Linked DNA regions of Homo sapiens: regions 1 and 3 are each linked to region 2. Evidence: chromatin loops called from intact Hi-C (ENCODE). Cell type or tissue: K562. All regions are shown on one strand. Links, peaks and the distances in the headings refer to the core of each region. The heading gives the core; the rest is flanking DNA.

Region 1 (7,978 bases), core at 1,772-6,771, 1.0 Mb before region 2:
AGAAACGTGAGGTCAGTGTGCTACTGCGTGTTTGCGGGGTAGGGAAAGGAAGGCACCTGGGGCAGAGACTGTGGGAGGGAGTTCATGATCAGAGACCACACTGTAGACACAGGTCCAGGGTAGCTCTTCAAATGACCCCCATTATATCATGGGGCTCTTCCCAGTCCTCAAAGCCATTTCTTGACCGGGCACGGTGACTCACACCTATAATCCCAGCACTTTTAGGAGGCTGAGGTGGGAGGATCGCTTGAGTCCAAGAGTTCAAGACCAGCTTGGGCAACAGAGTGAGACCCCCATCTCTACAAAAAAGACAAAAATTAGCCAGGCATGGTAGTGGCATGCCTGTAGTCCCAGTTACCTGGCAGGCTGAGGTGGGAGGATGGCTTGAGCCCAGAGGCGGAGGTTGCAGTGAGCCAAGATAGCACCACTGCACTCCAGCCTGGGTGACAGAGTGAGACCCCCATCTCTACAAAAAATATAAAAGTTAGCCAGGCGTGGTGGTGCACACTTGTAATCCTAGCTACTCAGGAGGCTTAGGCAGGAGGACCGCTTGAGCCCAGGAGGTCAAGGCTGCGGTGAGCAGTGATTGCACCACTGCACTCCAGCCTGAGTGACAGACTGTCCCCGCTACCTCCAGAAAGCCCTTTCTCATCCACCCTCAATCACTGTGCGAGGGGGCTACTGTCATCAGGTTGCTTTAGAAAAGGAGAAACTGAGGCTCAGAGAGCTGATGCTGCCTGCCTAGGCCTGCCCGGCCAGGGTCTGAGCCAGTCTGTCTGCCTGCCCTTGTCTCCTGGGCCATGCTACCTTTCTGCTCCCCAAATCTCGGGTGTGATGAGTTCCCACACCAACCAGGCTGCTAGAATTCCACGGAGTTGGCGCAGCGATCAAAAGGGTATAGTTTGTGAGTCACTCATTCATTCATCCAGGCAGCATTTACTGAGCACCACCCTTGTGCCAGGCGCCACTGTTGACACAGCCTTGAGTGTGCAGAGGGAAGCCGGCTGGTACAGCGCAAGCAAGTTGAGTTAGTGACGGTGGAGTGGCTGCCAGCCCTTCCTCTGGCACGCGGCTCCTCCTCTCTGTGCCTCAGTTTCCCAGCCACTCATGGATCATTGTAAGGATTCTGAGATGATGCCTGGAAGGTGGTCAGGTGGCAGGACTCACAGGGGTCCCTGGGGCCCTCCACACCCCTCACCAACCCCGAGGGGCCCGCTGAACAACACCCCTGCCAGGCCTCGAGGCCACTTTTGCCCCTTTCCTTCCATGAAGCATCTGTGCATGTTGAATGCAGCCGACTTTTTTTCTTTTTTAATGTTTTATAGAGTTGGTGATCTCATTCTGTGGCCTAAGCTGGTCTTGAACTCCTGGCCCCAAGTGATCCTCCCACCTAGGCCTCCCAATGTGCTGGGATTACACCATGCCCGGCCTGCAGCCTGCCTCAGCCAAGTAGGAGGAGGGCACCTGAAGAAGCAGATCTGTCCCCTTTACTACTCCCCCACCCCCTCTGCAGGGGGCTTCCCTGCAGGTGGCTGTCCCTCAGCCAGCGCCAATCAAATATGGAAAAGAGCCTGCCTGCAATTGCTTAATTCTCCCCTGCCCAGGGCCTGCCCCCAACCCGGGCTCCTCTGATTTCATTAGCATTCTGCCCAGACCCCACTCCCCCGCTGGACCCATCAAGGCCCTCCCCCGAAAAAATAAGGACATTGGAGTATTTTCTGGAAGGGAGGGGAGGGGCCTGGGTGGAGGAGGGGCGGCCGGTGGTGAGGGCGAATCCGGAGGCTGCAGATGACCAGGGATCCCCCTTCTGAGCAGGTCCTGGTGTGGGGCAAGGTGAGGGAGGCACCCAGGCTGCAAAAGTAAGAGGGTCAGCTGTGTGTGGTGGCTGTAGCCTGTAATCCCAGTGCTTTAGGAGGCTGAGGTGGGAGGCTCATGCCTGTGATCCCAGAGCTTTAGGAGGCTGAGGTGGGAGAATCACTTGAGCCCAGGAGCTCAAGAACAGCCTGGGCAACACAGTAAGACTCCTCTTAAAAAAATTAGCCAGTGTGGCAGCGTGCACCTGTGGCCAGCTACTTGGGAGGCTGAGGCGGAAGGATCACTTGAGCCCAGGACATGGAGACTGCAGTGAGCTGTGATCGCACCACTGCACTCCAGCCTGGGCGACACAGCAAGACCAAGTCTCAAAAACAAAACAAAAGTAAGGAGGTCTGCATCCAGATACCCGCCCCTCATGGGCCCAGCCCTAACAGCGATGCCTCCTTGCCTCTGCTCCTGAGGCATCTCACTCCCCTCACCCTTGTCTTGACTCTGGTTCTGAGCAACACCAGAAGGGGAGCCTACATGCCAGCCCAGGGTCTAGTTCCCAGGACCTGCCCCCTCCAGCTTCACTGGGTGCCCCTGCCCCCTACGAGCCCCACCCACTACAAGCCATCCTGGCCTTCCTTATGCTCCTTGGACGCTGGTACTCTGCTACTTCCAGTCTTTGCACATGCAGTTCCCCCTGGCTGGAAGACTTTTCCCACCTCTTCACAAAGCCCAACCCAGCCCTCACCTCTCTTCTTAGACAACACTTCCTGTAGGAACCCTTCCCTCACTGGTCCAGAAAGGCGTGGGGGTCTGGCCACGTCTCCCAGCCACTCCACCATCACTAACTCAACTTGCTTACACTGCACCAAGAACCGGGTTCCCTCTGCGCCCTCAGGGCTGTGTCAGCAGTGGCGCCTGGCACATTGTCGGTGCTCAGTAAACACTGCATGGATGAATGAATGAATGACTCACAAACCACGCCCTTAAGTCTTTGGGTGCATAATACCTAAGGCCCTGGAGCTTTTTAAAGGCCCAGGAAAATGGGAGACTGGAAATTGTTTTTAACTTAGTTCCAAAGTACAGTGAAGAAGGGAAACTGGCCGGGCGCAGTGGCTCATGCCTGTAGTCCCAACACTTTGGGAGGCTGAGGTGGGAGGACTGCTTAAGTCCAGCAGTTCGAGACGCTCGTCTCTACAAAAAATTTAAAGAATTAGCCAGGTGGGGGTGGTGGCACATGTCACCCAGCTACTCAGGAGGCTGAGGTGGGAGGATCAACAGCCCAGGAGGTTGAGGCTATAGTGAGCTGTGATTGTGCCACTGCACTCCAGCCTGGGCAACAGAGTGAGACCCTGCCTCAAAAAAATAAAAATAAAAAAAGGAAATGAACAAACAGTGAGTGAAATGTGGACTGCCTGTGATGGCACGGCAAGCGGACCACAGTCCACCCTGCTTTTGGCTCCGCATACTTGCCATGGTGCTTAATGTAACGTGAGGGGGATGCTGCTACTGGTAGGGGGCCCTGGGCCCAGCCAGACCCCAACTTGCCCTGCTCCCTGGCCTCCCAGGCCTGTGCTTGGAACCAGGTAGGGTGGTGATGACCCCTCCACAGCTTCCTGAGTACCACTCAGCCCACGGGGCCCACTCTGGCCAGAGTGATGCCCTCAGCCCAGGGAGAGGGCAGGAGGGGCGTCAGTGGCACACTGCCTGCCCTGGTAGAGGGGACAAGATGGTGGAAGGGTGGCCCAGTGGCAGTTGTCCAGGCCTCCTGGTTGCTTTGAGAGTCATGATTGACACAGGAACCCCGGAATGAGTTCCCTCAACTCCACCCACAAGCTTGGTGACCTTGGGAAAGCTTCTTGACCTCTCTGAGCCTTGGCTGCCTCGTCTATAAAGCAAGCACAATTAACAGTCCCTCCGTGATTAGGTGAGACAATACATGAGATGTACCTGAAGCACTGCTTGTCCTGTTTAGAGAACTCTTCCTTTATAAACGTGAGTTCTGTTACACCCAGGAGCACCACGTGGAGAGCAACCTCCCTACATTCCCCGTCCCAGAGGTGCCACTGAGGCCCCACCCCACACAGCCCAGGCCTCGGCCAATCAGCACTCCACTTCTCTTGGCCATATGATTGGTTCAGAAGTGGGTAAGGACCCAATCATGGCACAGCGAGACTTTTTCGGAGATTTCTGGTCTCTTTTCTGTTGGGGTGTGTGTGGGTGTGTGTGTGTGTGTGTGTGTGTGTGTGTGTGTGTGTGTGATTTCTGGTATCTTTTCTGTTGGGTGTGTGTGTGTGTGTGTGTGTGTGTGTGTGTTGTATCTGTGTGTGTCTCTCTCTGTGTGTGTGTCTCCTCTATAGGAAAGGGTGAAGCCAGAGAGAGAGAACCCAGGCCCCAGTGTCATTGCTTAAGCCTGGATCCAGCAGTGCCTGAAGTCCCACCCTGGATTTCTAAATTAGGCTAATAAATATATCCTAGTTTGCTTAAGCTAGCTGGGACCAGTCTTCTACCCATCATAGGTGACAGCCTTGACTGATATAATGCCAAAGTCCAACTATAACCGTACCCTTGTCCTCACCCTGGCAGAACTAGAGTAGTGTGGCTCCCACTCCAGGAACCCCTCACCCCCAGGTCTGCAGGGAGCACAGTGCCAGAGGGACTGGTGGACCTGCCTCAGGAATCTTCTCTCCTCTGCTCCCATCGCTGCCTCCACCACATGGGGTCCAGGGTCATGGGTCCCTCTCTGGGCGAATTTAGGATGTGAGTCTCTGCAGCCTGTTGGGAGGGGCTCCCGTTAGCCATAGCCTTGTACAGGAAGAGGGTAGGGACAGGAGGGCTCTGAAGTCTGATCCTGGGCTTTAGCCTTACCTCTGCAGGTGCTGGCTGTGCAGCCTGGGGGTGGCGCTCCCGCCTCTGAGCCCCAGAGGCCCCTGTGCTTCTCTTCGGTGGAATTTAACAGCACTGCAGTAAATTACCTGCCTGTGTCTTTTTTATTTTTTATTTTTTTTTGAGATGGAGTCTCGCTCTGTCGCCCATGCTGGAGTGCAGTGGCGCGATCTCTGCTCACTGCAAGCTCCGCCTCCCGGGTTCCCGCCATTCTCCTGCCTCAGCCTCCCGAGTAGTTGGGACTACAGGTGCCCGTCACCACGCCCAGCTAATTTTTTGTATTTTTAGTAGAGACAGGGTTTCACCGTTTTAGCCAGGACGGTCTCGATCTCCTGACCTCGTGATCCGCCCACCTCGGCCTCCCAAAGTGCTGGGATTACAGGCGTGAGCCACCGCGCCCGGCCTCCTGCCTGTGTCTTTATCAGTTACCTGTAAGCTCGATAAGGGCTGGCAGGTGGGTGTGTGCCCAGGACCTGCACAGAGCAGGGGCTCTCAAGAAATATGTGCTGCAGGAAGGAGCCTCTGTTTCTCATCTCTAAAATGGAAATGTCAATATCTGTCTATAAAGATGAGGGGAGACCGTGTGTGTCATGTGCTTAGTCTGTAGTGGGGGCTTCCTAAAAGGGAGATGATTAATTACTGTTATGAAGGGAGTCCCAGGAGGGGTTCCTGATGGGCAGTGACTTCACCCAAATAAGACTTAATGGTGGCCTGGCAGGAACTGGCATAGCCAGAGGGAATTTTTTTTTTTTTAGACAGAGTCTCACTCTCACCCAGGCTGGAGTGTAGTGGCGCCATCTCAGCTCACTGCAACCTTCGCCTCCCAGGTTCTAGCAATTCTCCTGCCTCAGCCTCCCGAGTAGCTGGGACTACAGGTGCATGCCACCATGCTGGATTAATTGTTGTATTTTTAGTAGAGATGGGGGGGGTTCACCATGTTGGTCAGGCTGGTTTCGAACACCTGACCTCAGGTGATCCGCCCACTCCGGCCTCCCAAAGTGCTGGGATTACAGGCATGAGCCACTGGGCCCGGCCAAGGAGGGGAAGATTGAGGGACGGGTCTGGGGTCTCCATGGTGGTGCTGGAAGACCTGAGGATGGAGCCCCTCTCTGGGGCTGTCCTTGACCCCGCCACAGGCCCAGGCTTTTGTCTGCTGTGCCAAAGACTGGGTAGGGCCACAGATACCTGAGCTGTTTCCGGGATTGGGCGAAGCCATTGCTGAGAGGGGGTGGAGACACTCCCTGCCCTCCTCCCTCCAGCTTCACCCTGGACCAGTCAAGAGACAAAGGAATAAACAAGTCCCTATTCTCACCACCCCGCCCCAGGGTGGGGCTGGGGCGGAGGAGTGGAGTTTTTGCCTTAATATGGAGCTAGTGTGGGTTGGGACAGTTCTCCAACCCCATGCTAGGGAGATGAGCGTCCTTGGGGGCCTGCGGTTGCCAGGGGTATGGCTGGTCCTCAGCCCCTCCTCTCTTAGGGGCCCTCACAGGAGTTGCGAATAATAGCAATGGCAGTAATAGTAACATAGTGCGCACAGCAGCAGCGGCGGGGACATCTGTGCCAGGACTTTGTGAAGTGCTTCCTATCTCTCTGCATCCTCACCACCCACGCCTCTGAGTAGGTGCTGTCACCGTCCCCACCTCACAGACCAAGAAACTGAGGTTGAGGGAAAGAAGCCCCTTGCCCCAGGGAGCCAGGTGGGATCCATGTGACATCCTGGCCCCACTCTGGACCTCCTCTCCCTGGGGTACCTCGGGCACAGGAGGAGGCCACGGGCATTTGGCCAACAGCTCCCCAGAGCTGCTTTCCTCCTAAGACCCACGCCTCCTCCTCAGGGACCAGCCTGTACCGTGGGAAGGTGGAGGGAGGAAAATTCTCGGCGCCACAGGCAGCCCATACGCTTCCAGTCACTGCTGTGGTTCCCCATTTTGAATAAAGCAGCAAACATGTGCCCGTGATCCCCAGGGAGCCCAGAAGCCTCCAGAACCTGGAGGTTCTTCCGCAGCGGGCTCCAAGCTGTCCCTGTGCCGAAGGAGATGCATTGGCCTTTAGTGTTTCTGGAATGGGGTTCACTCCCCACACCGGGGCTCCCATCCCACACCATCTGCCCCAGCCTCAGATCCACTATTCACTTTGGGTTTCCATCTGGTTCTGGTTTTGGGGGGTGGAGGGAGGGCGGGTTTAGGGAGGAGCAGAGAGGGGGCACCGGATGGAGGCAAATCCAAGACATTCACAACTTTTCTGGGTGCCCCAGACACGGGCATCTCCCCACCTGCTGCCGCATCCACAACCCCCAGGGCTGCTTTATCATCAAGGAACCTGCTTTCTGTTTTTTTTTGAAATGGAGTCTTGCTCTGTCGCCCAGGCTGGAGTGCAGTGGCATGATCCTGGCTCACTACAACCTCCACCTCCCGGGTTCAAGCAATTCTCCTGCCTCAGCCTCCCGAGTAGCTGGGAGTACAGGTGCACACCACCATGCCTGGCTAATTTTTGTATTTTTAATAGAGACGGGGTTTTGCCATGTTGGCCAGGCTGGTCTCGAACACCTGACCTCAGGTGATCCGCCCGCCTCAGCCTCCCAAAGTGCTGGGATTACAGGTGTGAGCCATCACACCCAACCAGGGAACCTGCTCTCTGATGCCTGCTTGGACCTCAGTGTCCTAGGCAGAAAAGGAGCCAGCACTGAAACCAGCTCTCCCAGGGATGCCAATGCCACATGGAACCCAGCTTTGCCGGAGCCCGGGGACTGGCTCAGAGTGTGGGTGCGAGTGCATGTGCACGCTCTAGGCACGCAGGGAGTACCCATCTGCAATGCTCCAGGCTGCAAATCTGAACGTGTCAGCCTTCCTCCCCAAGGTCGTCTTAGCCACAGACCTTCTAGATGTCGTAATTAATCTCTAATTTGAATTTTTAACTTCAAACACCACATTACAAAAACAGTTGTGTTTTATAGATGGTATCTGCCATTATATATGGTTACCATTTGTGCTGTGGAAAATAAAGCAAGATGCCTCCTTCTGCACAGGAGTGGCGGTCACATCCAGCCAGAAGCTAGGTTCAGTGCAGTGGATCAGCACTGTCCTTCCAGAGAGGGGATCCCAGGTCGCCAGGCAGGGCTGGGCAGGGGAGAGGGATCTGGGTCCTGTGTGCGGGCTGGGGGCGGGGTGTTGGGCTGGGTAACTTATCTCCCTTTTGGAAAGCATGGTTAGATACCAGCAAAGCCGTGAGGCAAGCTCCTGACACCCAGAACTCTGTTCCTAATCTCAGCTCCCCTTCCTGTGGGGCTTGG
Region 2 (7,978 bases), core at 2,625-7,624:
TCCAAACCCACGTGGTTAGTATGTTGCCATTTGTGTAAAAGAGGAGTAGATAAAAACACTTTGCCAGTATACCTCTAACACAGCTGTTGAAGGATTCCCAATAAACGAATCACATGGCTGTCCCCAGAGAAAGGACTGGGTGATCAGAGGTGAGAGGACAAGGATAGGTGGTAGCAGTGTTACTCTACCCTGCCGTGTTTTTTGTTGTTGTTGTTTTTCAGATGGAGTTTCCCTCTTGTAGCCCAGCCTGGAGTGCAGTGGCGCGATCTTGGCTCACTGCAACCTTCTGCCTCCTGGGTTCAACCGATTCTCCTGTCTCAGCCTTGCGAGTAGCTGGAATTACAGGTGCCTGCCAGCACGCCGAGCTAATTTTTGTATTTTTTTTTTTTTTAGTAGAGACGGGGTTTCGCCACATTGGTCAGGCTGGTTTTGAACTCCTGACCTCAGGTGATCCACCCACCTCAGCCGACGCAAAGTGCTGGGATTATAGGCATGAGCCACTGTGCCTAGCCTGTGCATTTTGTTTTCTTGTTTTTGCTTTTGAGATGGAGTCTCACTCTGTCACCCAGGTTAGAGTGCAGTGGAGCGATTTCAGCTCACTACAACATCTGCCTCCTGGGTTCAAGCAATTCTCATGTCTCAGCCTCCCAAGTAGCTGGGAATATAGGCATAAGCCACCATGCCTGGCTAGTTTATTGTATTTTTAGTAGAGATGGAGTTTCACTATGTTGGATAGGCTAGTCTCGAATTCTGCTCTGCATTTTGAGTTTGGAGGCTTGTGAACTTTTTTCTTTCTTTTTTTTTTTTTTTGAGACAGAGTTATAGGAGTGAGCTATGGCACCTGGCCCTTTGTGAACATATTACATTAAAAATAAAACTGGCTGGGCATGGTGGCTCACGCCTGTAAACCCAGCACTTTGGGAGGCTGAGGCAGGTGGATCACGAGGTCAGGAGATCAGGACCATCCTGGCAAACACGGTGAAACCCCATCTCTACTAAAAATACAAAAAATTAGCCGGCCGTGGTGGCAGGCGCCTGTAGTCCCAGCTACTTAGGAGGCTGAGGCAGGAGAATGGCCTGAACCCAGGAGGTGGAGCTTGCAGTGAGCAGAGATCTCGCCACTGCATTCTAGCCTGGGCAATAGAGCGAGACTCCGTCTCAAAAACAAAACAAAACAAAAAAAAAAACAGCTGGGGCCAACCATAGTGGCTCAGGCCTGTAATCCCCACACTTGGGGAGGCTGAGGCAGGCACATCACTTGAAGTCAGGAGTTTGAGACCAGCCTGGCCAACATGGCAAAACCGTGTCTCTACTAAAAAATACAAAAATTAGCCTGGCGTGGTGACAGGTGCCTGTAGTTCCAGCTACTCTGGAGGCTAGGGTAGGAGAGTCACTTGAACCTAGGAGGCGGAGGTAGCAGTGAGCTGAGATCACACCACCGTACTCCAGCCTGGGCGACAGAGCAAGACTCCGCCTCAAAAAAAAAAAAAAAAATTCAAACACATAAGACCTCACTTTTCCTGTTTGTTTGTTTGTTTGGACTGAGTCTCTCTCTGTCACCCAGGCTGGAGTGTAATGGCAGGATCTAGGCTCACTGCAACCTCCACCTCCTGGGTTCAAGTGATTCTCCTGCCTCAGCCTCCCGAGTAGCTGAGATTACAGGTACCCACTATCATGCCCGGCTACTTTTTGTATTTTTAGTAGAGATGGGGTTTCATCATGTTGGCCAGGTTGATCTTGAACTCCTGACCACAGATGATCCACCCACCTTGGCCTCCCAAGTGCTGGAATTACAGGCGTGAGCCACTGTGCCTGGCCTGTTTGTGTGTTTTTTAATATTTTTTCTTTATTTTTAAATTGAGACAGGGTCTTGGTTTATCATCCAGGCTGGAATGCAGTGGTGTGATCATAGCTTACTGCAGCCTCCACCTCCCAGGCTCTAAGTGATCCTCCCTCCTCAGCCTCCTGAGTAGCTAGGACGACAGGTGTGCCCCAGCAAATCAGCTAATTTTTGTATTTTTTGTAGAGACAGGGTCTTGCTATATTACCCATGCTGGTCTTGAACTCCTAGACTCAAGTGATCCTCCTGCTTCAGCCTCCAGGGTAGCTGGACCTGGCCCACCTTTCCTTTCCTCTCCAGCTTCTAAAATTTGAGCTTCCTGGACTCCCAGGGGCGTTACTAGGCAACTGTGGCAACTCTTCCCAGTTCTAGAATGGAGCTACAGGGCAGCTGGGGGCAAAGCAAAAGGTGTCCCTCCACTCCACCCAAAAGTTGACAGGCTCAGGGAGTACCAGATGTTCCATAACCCCAAGGCCAGGCTCCCTCTGGGAACCAGAAGTTTCCAAAACATTGTATTGTTTCTTTATCTGTTCACCTGTCCGCTTGGGATGGCTGTAGATAGCTACCATTTATTGAGCATCAGCTGGACCTACATGTGGCGCTGACTAAGCATTACCCTTTTGAATCCTCCCATCCATCTTTATAGGATAGTATTATGCCCTTATTTTACAGTTGGGAGAACCAAACCAAATGAAGAATCAAGGCTCCGCCAGGCTCGGTGGCTCATGCCTATAATCCCAGCACTTTGGGAAGCTGAGGTGGGCAGATCACCTGAGGTCAGGAGTTAGACTAGACTAGCCTGGCCAACATGGTGAAACCTCATCTCTACTAAAAATACAAAATTGGCTGGGCATGGTGGTGCATGCCTGTAATCCCAGCTAGTTGGGAGGCTGCAGCAGGAGAATCGCTGGAACCCAGGAGGCGGAGGTTGCAATGAGCTGAGATCGCGCCACTGCACTCCACCCTGGGTTGACACAGCAATACCCTGCCTCTAAAATAAATAAATAAAAAATAAATAAAGACTCAAAGGCATAACTTGCCCTAAAATCAAAGGGCAAGGAGTAGAGGAGTCAAGATTCCAACCCCTGTCTTTCTGGCTCCCCTATACCAACATAGCCTTAGTGTAATGAAAACAGACCGCTCAGGAAGGCTGACAGTGAAGCAAGGCTGGTCTCTGAGACCCCCGGGAGATCAGCTCTGACGGGGCCTCAGGAATCTCCCGGTAGAGTTTCTCTACCACAGACATTTCTCTTTCCTTGCCCCTCACACTGAGCTCTGGCTCCTGAGTATTCCTTAAAAAGTTATCATTGGCTGGGCGTGGTGGCTCACGCCTGAATCACAGCACGTTAGGAGGCTGAGACGGGCAGATCACTTGAGTCCAGGAGTTTGAGACCAGCCGCACGACATGGCTAAACTCCATGTCTAGACATTTTTTATTTTTTTTGAGACGGAGTCTCGATCTCTCTCTCAGGCTGGAGTGCAGTGGTGCAATCTCTGCTCACTGCAACCTCCATCTCCTGGGTTCACGCGATTCTCCTGCCTCAGCCTCCCAAGTAGCTGAGATTACAGGTGCGTGCCACCATGCCCAGCTAATTTTTGTATTTTTAGTACAGACAAGGGTGTCACCATATTGGCCAGGCTGGTCTCGAACTCCTTACCTTGTGATCCACCGTCCTTGGCCTCCCAAAGTGCTGGGATTACAGGCGTGAGCCACCACGCCAGGCCAAAATTTTTTTTTAAATTAGCTAGAGACGGCCAGGCATGGTGGCTCATGCCTGTAATCCCAGCACTTTGAGAAGCCAAGGCAGGCGGATCACGAGGTCAGGAAATTGAGACCATCCTGGCTAACACGGTGAAACCCCATCTCTACCAAAAATACAAAAAATTAGCCGGGTGTGGTGGCGGGCGCCTGTAGTCCCAGTGACTCGGGAGGCTGAGACAGTAGATGGTATAAACCCAGGAGTTGGAGCTTGCAGTGAGCCGAGATTACGCCACTGCACTCTAGCCTGGGCAACAGAGCGAGACTCCATCTCAAAAACAAGACACACACACACAAAACAAAAAAAATTAGCTAGCGATGATCAGGTGTGGTGGCTCGTGCCTGTAATCCCAGCACTTTGGGAGGGTGAGGTGGGTGGATCACCTGAGGTTGGGAGTTAGAGACCAGCCTGACCAACATGAAGAAACCCAGTCTCTACTCAAAATACAAAAATTAGCCAGGTGTGGTGGCGCATCCTGTAATCCCAGTTACTCGGGAGGGTGAGGCAGGAGAATTGCTTGAACCTGGGAGGCTGAGGTTGCGGTGAGCCAAGATTGAGCCATTGCACTCCAGCCTGGGCAACAAGAGTGAAACTTCATCTCAAAAAAAAAAAAAAAAAAATAGCTGGGTGCGGTAGCTCACGCCTGTAATCCTAGCACTTTGGGAGGCCTAGGGGGGCGGATCACGAGGTCAGGAGATCGAGACCATCCTTGCTAACACGGTGAAACCCCATCTCTACTAAAAGTACAAAAACATTAGCCGGGCTTGGTGGCTGGTGCCTGTAGTTCCAGCTACTCGGGAGGCTGAGGCAGGAGAATGGCGTGAACCCAGGAGGTGGAGCTTGCAGTGAGCCGAGATTGCACCACTGCACTCCAGCCCGGGTGACAGAGCTAGACTCCGTCTCAGAAAAAAAAAAAAAAATAGCCAGTGAGGTGGTCTGTGCCTGTGGTCCCAACTATTCAGGAGGCTGAGCAGGGAGGAGCCCTTGAGCCCTGGAGGCAGAAGTTGCAGTAAGCCCAGATTGCACCACTGCACTCCAGACTGGGCGACAGAGTGAGACTCCTTGAAAACAAACAAACAAAACAACTGTTTGCTACTGTATTTTTTAACCATTAACAAATGTTTTTGACAACTTTTTGCCATTATGTATAAATAAGAACATTTTATTATTGACAGTATTTTTTAATCTTGCATTATTTTTGTTGGGTAAATGTGCTATACTTATTTAAGCCTCAAAGGTGAAAATTTAAGCTGCTACTACTGTTTGATCATTATAAGCAACTCTGTGATAAACATCTGAGCAGCTAAGTCCTGGCACATATACATGATTGTTTCCTTAGAGTATGTTGTTAGAACTACAATTGTTAAGTGAAAAAGTATGTAAAATAAAAAGGGTTTTTTTTTGAGACTGAGTCTCACTCTGTCGCCCAGGCTGGAGTGCAGTGGCCCAATCTCGGCTCACTGCAAGCTCCGCCTCCCGGGTTCACACCATTCTCCTGCCTCAGCCTCCCTAGTAGCTGGGACTACAAGTGCCCGCTACCACGCCCCACCAGTTTTTTGTATTTTTAGTAGACACGGGGTTTCACCATGTTAGCCAGGATGGTCTCCATCTGACCTTGTGATCCGCCTGCCTCGGCCTCCCAAAATGCTGGGATTATAGGCGTGAGCCACCGCGCCCGGCCAATAAAAAGGGTTTTTAACATGTTCCCAAATTGTCCAGTTGCTCTTCTGTAGTGTCTGTGTATATTTCAGTACATTTCATTGAATCTGGCTTCTTTCCATTTTGGCAGGTGGAAATTTTTTTCCTTTTTTTTTTTCTCCCCAGAAGCATAGATTTAAGTTGCCCTGAATAGACACTTCCTGGTAGTTGGAAAATTTTATCTCACAGCTGGTATTATTAATGAGATTAAACTTTTTTTTTTTTTTTAGAGACAGGGTCAGTGTAGTGGCTCACAACTGTAATCTCAGCATTTTGGGAGGTTGAGGCGGGCACATCACCTGAGGTCAGGAGTTTGAGACTAGCCTGGCCAACATGGGGAAACCCCGTTTCTACTGAAACTATAAAAATTAGCCAGGCCTGGCGGATCACGAGGTCAAGACATCCAGACCATCCTGGCCAACAAGGTGAAACCCTGTCTCTACTAAAAATACAAAAATTGGCCGGGCGCGGTGGCTCACACCTGTAATCCTAGCACTTTGGGAGGCCGAGACGGGCGGATCACGAGTTCAGGAGATCAAGACCATCCTGGCTAAACGGTGAAACCCCGTCTACTAAAAATACAAAAATTTAGCCAAGCATGCAGGTGGGCGCCTGTAGTCCCAGCTACTCGGGAGGCTGAGGCAGGAGAATGGTGTGAACCCAGGAGGTGGAGGTTGCAGTGAGCTGAGATCGCGCCACTGCACTCCAGCCTGGGCGACAGAGCGAGACTCCGTCTCAATAAATAAATAAATAAATAAATAAAAATACAAAAATTAGGCCGGGCGCGGTGGCTCAAGCCTGTAATTCCAGCACTTTGGGAGGCCGAGGCGGGCGGATCATGAGGTCAGGAGATCGAGACCATCCTGGCTAACACGGTGAAACCCCGTCTCTACTAAAAATACAAAAAAAATTAGCCGGGCATGGTGGCGGGCACCTGTAGTCCCAGCTACTCGGGAGGCTGAGGCAGGAGAATGGCTTGAACCCAGGAGGCAGAGCTTGCAGTGAGCCGAGATCGAGCCGCTGCACTCCAGCCTGGGCGACAGAGCAAGACTCCGTCTCAAAAAATAAATAAATAAAAAATAACAAAAATTAGCTGGACGTGGTGGCACGCACCTGTAGTCCCAGCTACTCTGGAAGCTGAGGCAGGAGAATCACTTCAACCCGGGAGGCAGAGGTTACATTGAATCGAGATCGGCCACTGCCCTCCAGCCTGGAGACAGAGTGAGACTCCGTCTCAAAAAAAAAAAAAAAAAAAAAAGAATTAGCCAGGCCTGGTGCATGTGCCTGTAATCCTAACTACTTGGGGGGCTGAGGCAGGAGAATTGCTTGAACCCAGGAGGCGGAGTTTGCAGTGAACTGAAATCAAGTCACTTCACTGCAGCCTGGGTGACAGAGCAAGACTCCATCTCAAAAAAAAAAAAAAAAAGAGAGACAGGGTCCCACTCTATTGCCCAGGCTGGAGTGCACAGAAGCAGGATCACAGCTCCCTGTAGTCTTGAACTCCTGGGCTCAAGTGACCCTCCCACCTCAGCCTCTCTGGTAGCTGGGACAGGTGCTCATCACTGTGCCCAGCCGAAGTTCTTCATGTGTTTCTTGACTGATGATGCTACTGCTTTTCTAAACTGCCCATTCTTGGGTGTTTCTTTTTTTTTTTTTTTTTTGAGACGGAGTTTCGCTTTTGTTGCCCAGGCTGGAGTGCAATGGTGCAATCTGGGCTCACTGCAACTTCTGCCTCCCAGGTTCAAGCGATTCTCCTGCCTCAGCCTCCCAAGTAGCTGGGATTACAGGCACGTGCCACCACGCCTGGCTGATTTTGTATTTTTAGTAGAGACGGGGTTTCACCATGTTGGTCAGGCTGGCTGGTCTCCAACTCCTGACCTCGGGTGATCCACTGCCTCAGCCTCCCAAAGTGCTGGGATTACAGGCCTGAGCCACCACACCCCACCGCGTTTCTCTCTCTCTTTTTTTTTTTTTTTCTTTTGTTGTTGTTGTTTGAGATGGAGTCTCACTCTGTTGCCAGGCTGAAGTGCAGTGGTGTGATCTCGGCTCACTACAACCTCCTCCTCCCAGGTTCAAGCAATTCTCCTGCTTCAGCTTCCCGAATAGCTGGGACTACAGGTGTGGGCCACCACACCCAGCTAATTTTTGTATTTTTAGTAGAGATGGAGTTTCACCATGTTGGCCAGGGTGGTCTCGATCTCTTGACCTCATGATCTGCCCGCCTCAGCCTCCCAAAGTGCTGGGATTATAGGTGTAAGCCACTGTGTTTGGCCTCTCTTTTTTTTTCTGAGATGGAATTTCACTCTTGTCACCCAGGCTGGGGTGATATGGCACAATCTCAGCTCACTGCAACCTCTGCCTCCCAGGTTCAAGCGATTTTCCTGCCTTAGCCTCCCGAGTAGCTGGGATTACAGGCACCCACCACGACGCCCAGCTATTTTTTTGTATTTTTAGTAGAGACGGAGTTTCACCATGTTGGCCAGGCTGGTCCCAAACTCCTGACTTCCGGTGATCCGCCCCTTGGGCTCCCAAAGTGCTGGGGTTACAGGTGTGACCCACCAGCGGTGTCCAGCCTTTTTTTTTTCCTTTGAGACAGAGTCTTACTCTGTAACCCATGCTGGAGTACAGTGGCAAGATCTTGACTTAGTGCAATCTCTGCCTCATCAGTCAAAGCAATTTT
Region 3 (6,628 bases), core at 1-5,000, 500 kb after region 2:
ACAGCCTTGGAGACCTGGATGCTAATCAGGCCGCTCCTTGTCTTTGAGGCACTCACACATTCTCTGGGAGGGGCAGAAGCTCGGGCTGGCATGTACCCTGTGTCTTAGTTTATCATGCCTGCTCTAGCCTACACAAGAGAGAAATGTGTGGTGAGAGAAATGGGCGCACAGTGATGAGGCTGGGGTCTGCCTCCCCAGGCCCCAGCCTTGCCCACTGTTCTGGGCTCACGCCCCAGGCCCATCCCTCTTTCCCTCCTGCTGCAGGAGTTCCAGGACCACATGTCGGAGCCTCAGCACCAGCAGCGGCTAGGGGAGATCCAGCACATGAGCCAAGCCTGCCTCCTGTCCCTGCTGCCCGTGCCCCGGGACGTCCTGGAGACAGAGGATGAGTGAGTGGGGGATCGTGGAAGCTCTGTGTTGGGGGGTAGGCAGTCTCATCGGCCAGGGCCTGAATCTACCATCTGCAGGGTTTACCTTTGGGTTAAGCACTGCACCCCCAGCCAGGCCTCCTCACACTGTTAACTGTGTGACCTTGAACCTCAGTTTTCCCTGCCTGTAACATGGCTTGGTGACGGATATAGTACAGGAATTCATGACATTCTCTTAAGGTTCCCTCTAGGCAGGAACAGTATGACCATCCCTGTGGGAGAGGACAGGTTGTGGCACAGACTCTTGCCCCCTGTGGCATGTGTGCTAACCCCGCTGTGGGGTGACAAGGCTGAGGATCAGGTTCTTTTGTGGTTGGAGGTTAGGGTTTCCCTGTGTCTCCCCCTTTCATTGTCATGGGAGCCTGTTTAATCAGAAACTTCAGCCCTCCTGGGGTCTGGAACTATACTGGGGTGGGAAGGCCTGGCAGGCAGCCAGAGGTGCTTTCAGGACTCTGTGGGCAGTCATAGAGGTGTGCAAGGGCTGGGATGTGTCATCTCAGCAGCAGGACCATGTTAGCTAGGGCCACAGCGGGGACACAGGCTCTGTCTCAGGAGACAGCTGCTTCTCATCTCTGGATCTCTTAGTTTTAAGAAGAATCCAGAAATCCAGGTTTGTATGTGAAATCTCCCAATTTCAAAATGTTAACAGCTAGTTCAGAATTGAAACAAAACAAACCCTACGGAGAGCAAATCAAACACTTTCATAGGCTGGACGGTCCCTTGAGTCAGTGGTCACGGGCTCTGTCCTAATTTTACAGAGGTCACAATTTGAAGCTTCCAGGTGGGGCTGAGGGGACAGGAAGGGCTCTTGGTTGGCCTCCGCTTGCCTGCCTTGTGTGACAGGGGGCTCTCGCTCTGCAAGGGCAGGCTGTGTCTCTGTTAGCTGTTTCTCCCTTTGAGAAGAGCGTCCTTGAGTGGTTTTCTACTTGGTTGAAATAATCATAAACACAGGAGAATGATGACTCACCAAGACGTTCTTTGCTATTAGTATCATGATGAAAAAATCTAACGGGAAATGATCTAAAATACTCGAAAGTAGGGGACTGGTTAGATGATGAAAAAGCCCGTCCAGCTCGTGGAACAATGAATAAATAGAATAACTGGAGAATTTATAATAATGTGGAAAGGTGATGCAATGTCAAAGTAAAACAGGATTCAAAATTGCATCTGCAGAATGAGCTTGTTTGTGTAAGAATAGATCTTGTGACACAGAAGAAAACTAAAAGGACATACGTAGCACAAGCTGTTAACAAACTTGAGGTGTCGGGGATTCATCAAACCCTCTCCCAATGTTATCTCTCCATGAAGTCTTCTCTTGAATCCTACTTGGCCCTGAGGCCATCAAGAACATTATGGTCAGGCGCAGTGGCTCAGGCCTGTAATCCTAGCACTCTGGGAAGCTGAGATGGGCGGATCACCTGAGGTCAGGAGTTCAAGACCAGCCTGGCCAACATGGTGAAACCCCCTCTGTACTAAAAATACAAAATTAGCTGGGCATGGTGGTGCATGCCTGTGATCCCAGCTACTCGGGAGGCTGAGGCAGGAGAATTGCTTGAACCTGGGGGCGGAGGTTGCAGTGAGCCGAGATCGCGCCACTGCACTTCAGCCTGGGTGACAGAGAGATTCTGTCTCAAAAACAACAACAAAAATTTAAAAAGTCCCTCCAGTCCCTACCTACGACCCCCTCACCTTGGTCCCCAACACAAAGACATCAATACTGTCTTCCTGCATCAGTGGGGGTTCTTCGCGGTTGTAAGTGAAAAAAATTCTAATTTCTATAAGACAGAAATTAGCTTGAGCAAAAAGGAACAATGTTTCTGGCTTAGGTTAGTGGGAATATAAGAGATACAGCTGGACCCAGGGGATACCATTTCTTAGAGAGGCTCCATCTCTCACTACAGTGGGCACCAGGTACCCACAGCCCCAGCCTCCCTGCACAGTGACTTCCAAGGAAGGGCAGTCACCTGTGTCTGCGGTAGCAGAACAGTTTCTAGTGGAAATGCTGGTTAATCTGATTGTGGTCACGTGCACGTTTCTGAAGCAATCCCCTGGCCAGGGATAAGGTGTTCTGACTGGCTAGGCCTAGGCAGGCCAGCTCTACCCAAACCACATGGAAATACATTTCCCCATGGAAGGCAGGGGGGTGTTCCCAGGAATGGGGCTGAAGGCTGGATCCCAATACCCTAGCTGGTGGGGGTGCCCGTCTCCTCCCTCCTCAAAGCCCCCAGGGCAGGTGCTGTGAACTAAGCCCTTGCCTACCTTAGCTATTTCTTTGTTTTTTTTTTTTGTTTTTTTGTTTTGTTTTTGAGATGGAGTCTCGCTCTGTCACCCAGGCTGGAGTGCAGTGGCGCGATCTCGGCTCACTGCAAGCTCCGCCTCCTGGGTTCACGCCATTCTCCTGCCTCCGCCTCCCGAGTAGCTGGGACTACAGGCGCCTACCACTAGGCCCGGCTAATTTTTTGTATTTTTAGTAGAGACAGGGTTTCTCTGTGTTAGCCAGGATGGTCTTGATCTCCTGACCTTGTGATCTGCCCGCCTTGGCCTCCCAAAGTGCTGGGATTACAGGTGCAAGCCACCATGCCCGGCCCGCGTTGGCCGTTTCTGGGCAGCCTCAGACGTGACACTGGCACAAGGTGTCTGCCTGTTTGATGACCATGTTCTCTCCCCACCCCCTTTCTTCATTTGTTGTGTTTTTCTCTCACAGAGATCAAAATGCACATTGAAAAATAGAGCCAGGCTGGCATGGTGGCTCACACCTATAATCCCAGCACTTTGGGAGGCTGAGGTGGGGGGATTGCTTGAGTTTAGGAGTTCAAGACCAGCCCGTCATGAGACCTGTGTCTCTGTAAACTATAAAAAAATTAGCCGGCCGGGCGCGGTAGCTCACGCCTGTAATCCCAGCACTTTGGGAGGCTGAGGCGGGTGGATCATGAGGTCAGGAGATCGAGACCATCATGGCTAACACGGTGAAACCCCGTCTCTACTAAAAAATACAAAAAATTAGCCGGGCGTGGTGGCAGGCGCCTGTAGTCCCAGCTACTTGGGAGGCTGAGGCAGGAGAATGGCCTGAACCCAGGAGGCGGAGCTTGCAGTAAGCCAAGATCGCGCCACTGCACTCCAGCCTGGGCGACAGAGCGAGACTCCGTCTCAAAAAAAAAAAAAAAAAAAAAAAAAAAGAAATTAGCCAGGCCTGGTGGCATGCACTTGTAGTCCTGGCTACTTAGGAGGCTGAGGTGGGAGGATTGCTCGAGCCCAGGAGGTAGAGGCTGCAGTAAGCCTTGATCATGCCACTGCACTCCAGCCTGGAGCAAGCTGCTTTAAAGTCTGATTTTGTTGCTTGCAGCAGTATTAAGAAGATTTTACTGAGGACAGTAAATGTCCCTAAATCCTAAAATCTAAAACCTGGTACTCTCACTGTGTGGCTGATGTGCCTTTTTTGACTACAAAAAAATTTTTTTTTCTGATTTTAAAAATAATTCGCTCATTATATAACGTTTTGAAAATACAAGGACACAGACACATGAGAAGATAAAAATCACCCATAATCCCATTACCCAGAGATAAACACTGTTTACATTTTGACCTAGTTCTTCTTGTGATCCTTTCTGGATTTATACAATCTTTAAAAATAAAAATCGGAATCATGCTACATGACAACACGAACACTTTCTGTCTCTAAGCAGCCCTCCCCAGCAGAGCTCTTACAGGGCTTTATCAGTGGACATGTGTCCCCTAAAATTTATGAAAACTTGTGTATTTGCATATTTTATAGAGAGTCCTTATTTTCGCTGAGTGAGACACTTTTTTTGGTTTTTTTTTGAGAGGGAGTCTCGCTCCGTTGCCCAGGCTGGAGTGCAGTGGCGCAATCTTGGCTCACTGCAACCTCCGTCTCCCAGTTCAAGCAATTCTCCCGCCTCAGCCTCCTAAGTAGCTGGGATTACAGGTGCCTGCCACAACGCCTGGATAATTTTTTTGTATTTTTAGTAGAGACAGGGTTTCACCATGTTGGCCAGACTGGTCTTGAACTCCTGACCTCAGTGATCCGCCTGCCTTGGCCTCCCAAAGTGCTGGGATTACAGGCGTGAGCCACCATGCCCAGCCAGGGTTTTACATGTATTTGGCTTTTCTTTTTTCTTTTTTTTTTTTTTTTTTTTTTTTTTTTTTGAGACAGTGTCTCACTCTGTCACCCAGGCTGGAGCGTAGTGGTGTGATCACAGCTCAATGCAGCCTCAGAACTCCTGAGCTCAAGGAACCCTCCTCCCAAAGTGCTGGGATTACAGGCGTGAACCAGCGGTATGCCCAGCCTTGGTTTAAGAAGCTGCCTACATAAAGGATACACTCTGGCCAGTGATAGCACAGCCCTTGTCATTGACATTTGTTTGCTTTTTAATTTTCTTATATCTTTCAACATGTAGAAGTTTTAAATTTTTATGCAATCGGATCTATCAGTTTTTTCCTTTATGATTTCTGGCTTTGATGTTATATGTTGCAATGATCTTTCCCAACCCAAGATTAAATAGTTGCTCTCCCCTTGTAAAATAAGTATTATTTTATTTATTTATTTATTTATTTTCTGAGACGGAGTCTTGCTCTTTTGCCCAGGCTAGAGTGCAGTGGCGCGATCTTGGCTCACTGCAACCTCCGCCTCCTGGGTTCAAGCAATTCTCCTGCCTCAGCCTCCCGAGTAGCTGGGATTACAGGCGCGTGCCACCACACCCGGCTAATTTTTTTTTTTTTTTTGTATTCTTAGTAGAGATGGGGTTTCACCATGTTGGTCAGGCTGGTCTTGAACTCTTGACCTTATGATGTGCCTGCCTTGGCCTCCCAAAGTGCTGGGATTACAGGCGTGAGCCACCGTGCCCGGCCCTATTTTATTTTATTTTTTGAGACCGGGTCTCTCTCTGTCACCCAGGCTGGAGGGCAATGGTGATCTCGGCTCACTGCAACCTTAACCTCCTGGGCTCAAGGAATTCTCCCACCTCAACTTTCCAAGTAACTAGGACTATAGGTGCACACCACCATGCCTGACTAATTTTATTTTATATAGAGACAAGATCTCACTATGTTGCCTAGGCTGGTCTTGGACTTCTAGGCTCAAGCGATCCTCCTGCCTCAGCCTCCCAAAGTGCTGGGATTATAGGCATGAGCCACTGCGACTGGCCCCCTTTTTATTTATTTATTATTTATTTTTGAGACAGCGTCTTGTGTTGCCCCAGCTGGAGTGCAGTGGCAGTCATGGTTCACTGCAGCCTCGACCTCCTGGGCTCAAGCAATCCTCCCACCTCAGCTTCTGAGCAGCTAGGACTACAGGCATGTGCCACCAAACCCAGCTAATGTTTTTTATGTTTTGTAGAGATGGGGTCTTGCTGTGTTGCTCAGGTTGGTCTCAAACTCCTGGGCTCAAGCAGTCCTTCTGCCTTGAGGACTGGGATTACAGGTGTGAGCCACTATGCCCGGCCTCCCTTTTTAAAGTATATGGTTTTTATTTTTATGCCTGAATCTCTGGTAGTTCAGCTAGAATTCATTTTCAAGTAAGGTAGAAGGTGGAAGCAGAAGGCGTTTCTTCTCCAAGTAGACAACAAATTGTTCTGACATAATTTGTTGTATAATCTATGCTTTTCAATACCAATTTATCAGAAGCAGAATTCTTTTTTTTGAGATGGGGGTCTCACCCTGTCACCCAGGTTGGAGTGCAGTGGCGCTATCTTGGTTCACTGCAACTTCTGCCTCCCAGGCTCAAGCCATCCTCCCACCCCAGCCTCCTGAGTACCTGGGACCACAGGTGCATGAGCCACCATGCCTGGCTAATTTTTTGTATTTTTGCTAGAGATGGGGTTTCCCCATGTTGCCCAGGCTGGCGAAGCTGAATTCTTACCAATATTTGAACCTGTTTAGGACTTTCCATTCTTTCCCACTGATACACTGTCAGGATGTACATCACACTACACAGTTTTATCTATTGTAGCTTGTGGTTTTCATTTTAAAGGTTGGTATCCCCAGTGCTTCATTCCCCTTCCCCCTAAAGTTTCCTGGGTTATTTCTGCTTAAGTACTCATCCAGATGAACCTCAGAACCATTTTGTTAAGCTTCCCTAAGAGATCCTGTGGGAGTTGCTATTGGAATGGATTACACTTATGGAGCGCTCTCAGACAGCTGCTGTCTTTCTGGCGTCACATTGTACTTGCTTTGACTGTTGTCAT

What was found. A loop is a pair of places that touch in the nucleus more often than their neighbours do. Peaks named below come from ENCODE experiments on the same cell type or tissue, not always from the same donor. Only the 100,000 strongest peaks of a DNase experiment are listed, where the experiment ranks them.
Region 1: it touches region 2 in a loop (11-fold over the local background); 1 of 110 quality-filtered maps calls a loop at or near these places.
Region 3: it touches region 2 in a loop (10-fold over the local background); 1 of 110 quality-filtered maps calls a loop at or near these places.

The regions. Positions count from the first base shown.
Region 1 is chr9:129,680,569-129,688,546 of GRCh38, reverse strand. All of the region lies in intron 1 of PRRX2 (paired related homeobox 2), which reads right to left. Among named protein-coding and RNA genes, the nearest start is that of PRRX2, 19 kb to the right of the region's middle. RefSeq lists an enhancer at 2,248-2,792. In K562, for the core only: no CTCF peak of the experiment used is centred there; DNase peaks (open chromatin) are centred at 3,896 and 5,976; H3K27me3 peaks cover 750 bases.
Region 2 is chr9:128,670,049-128,678,026 of GRCh38, reverse strand. It overlaps a transcript of DYNC2I2 not described here. Among named protein-coding and RNA genes, the nearest start is that of SET, 15 kb to the left of the region's middle. In K562, for the core only: no CTCF peak of the experiment used is centred there; no DNase peak of the experiment used is centred there.
Region 3 is chr9:128,170,112-128,176,739 of GRCh38, reverse strand. It overlaps CIZ1 (CDKN1A interacting zinc finger protein 1), which reads left to right. Exons shown (of 17, transcript NM_001131016.2): 11 at 265-389. Among named protein-coding and RNA genes, the nearest start is that of BBLN, 13 kb to the right of the region's middle. In K562, for the core only: no CTCF peak of the experiment used is centred there; a DNase peak (open chromatin) is centred at 2,540.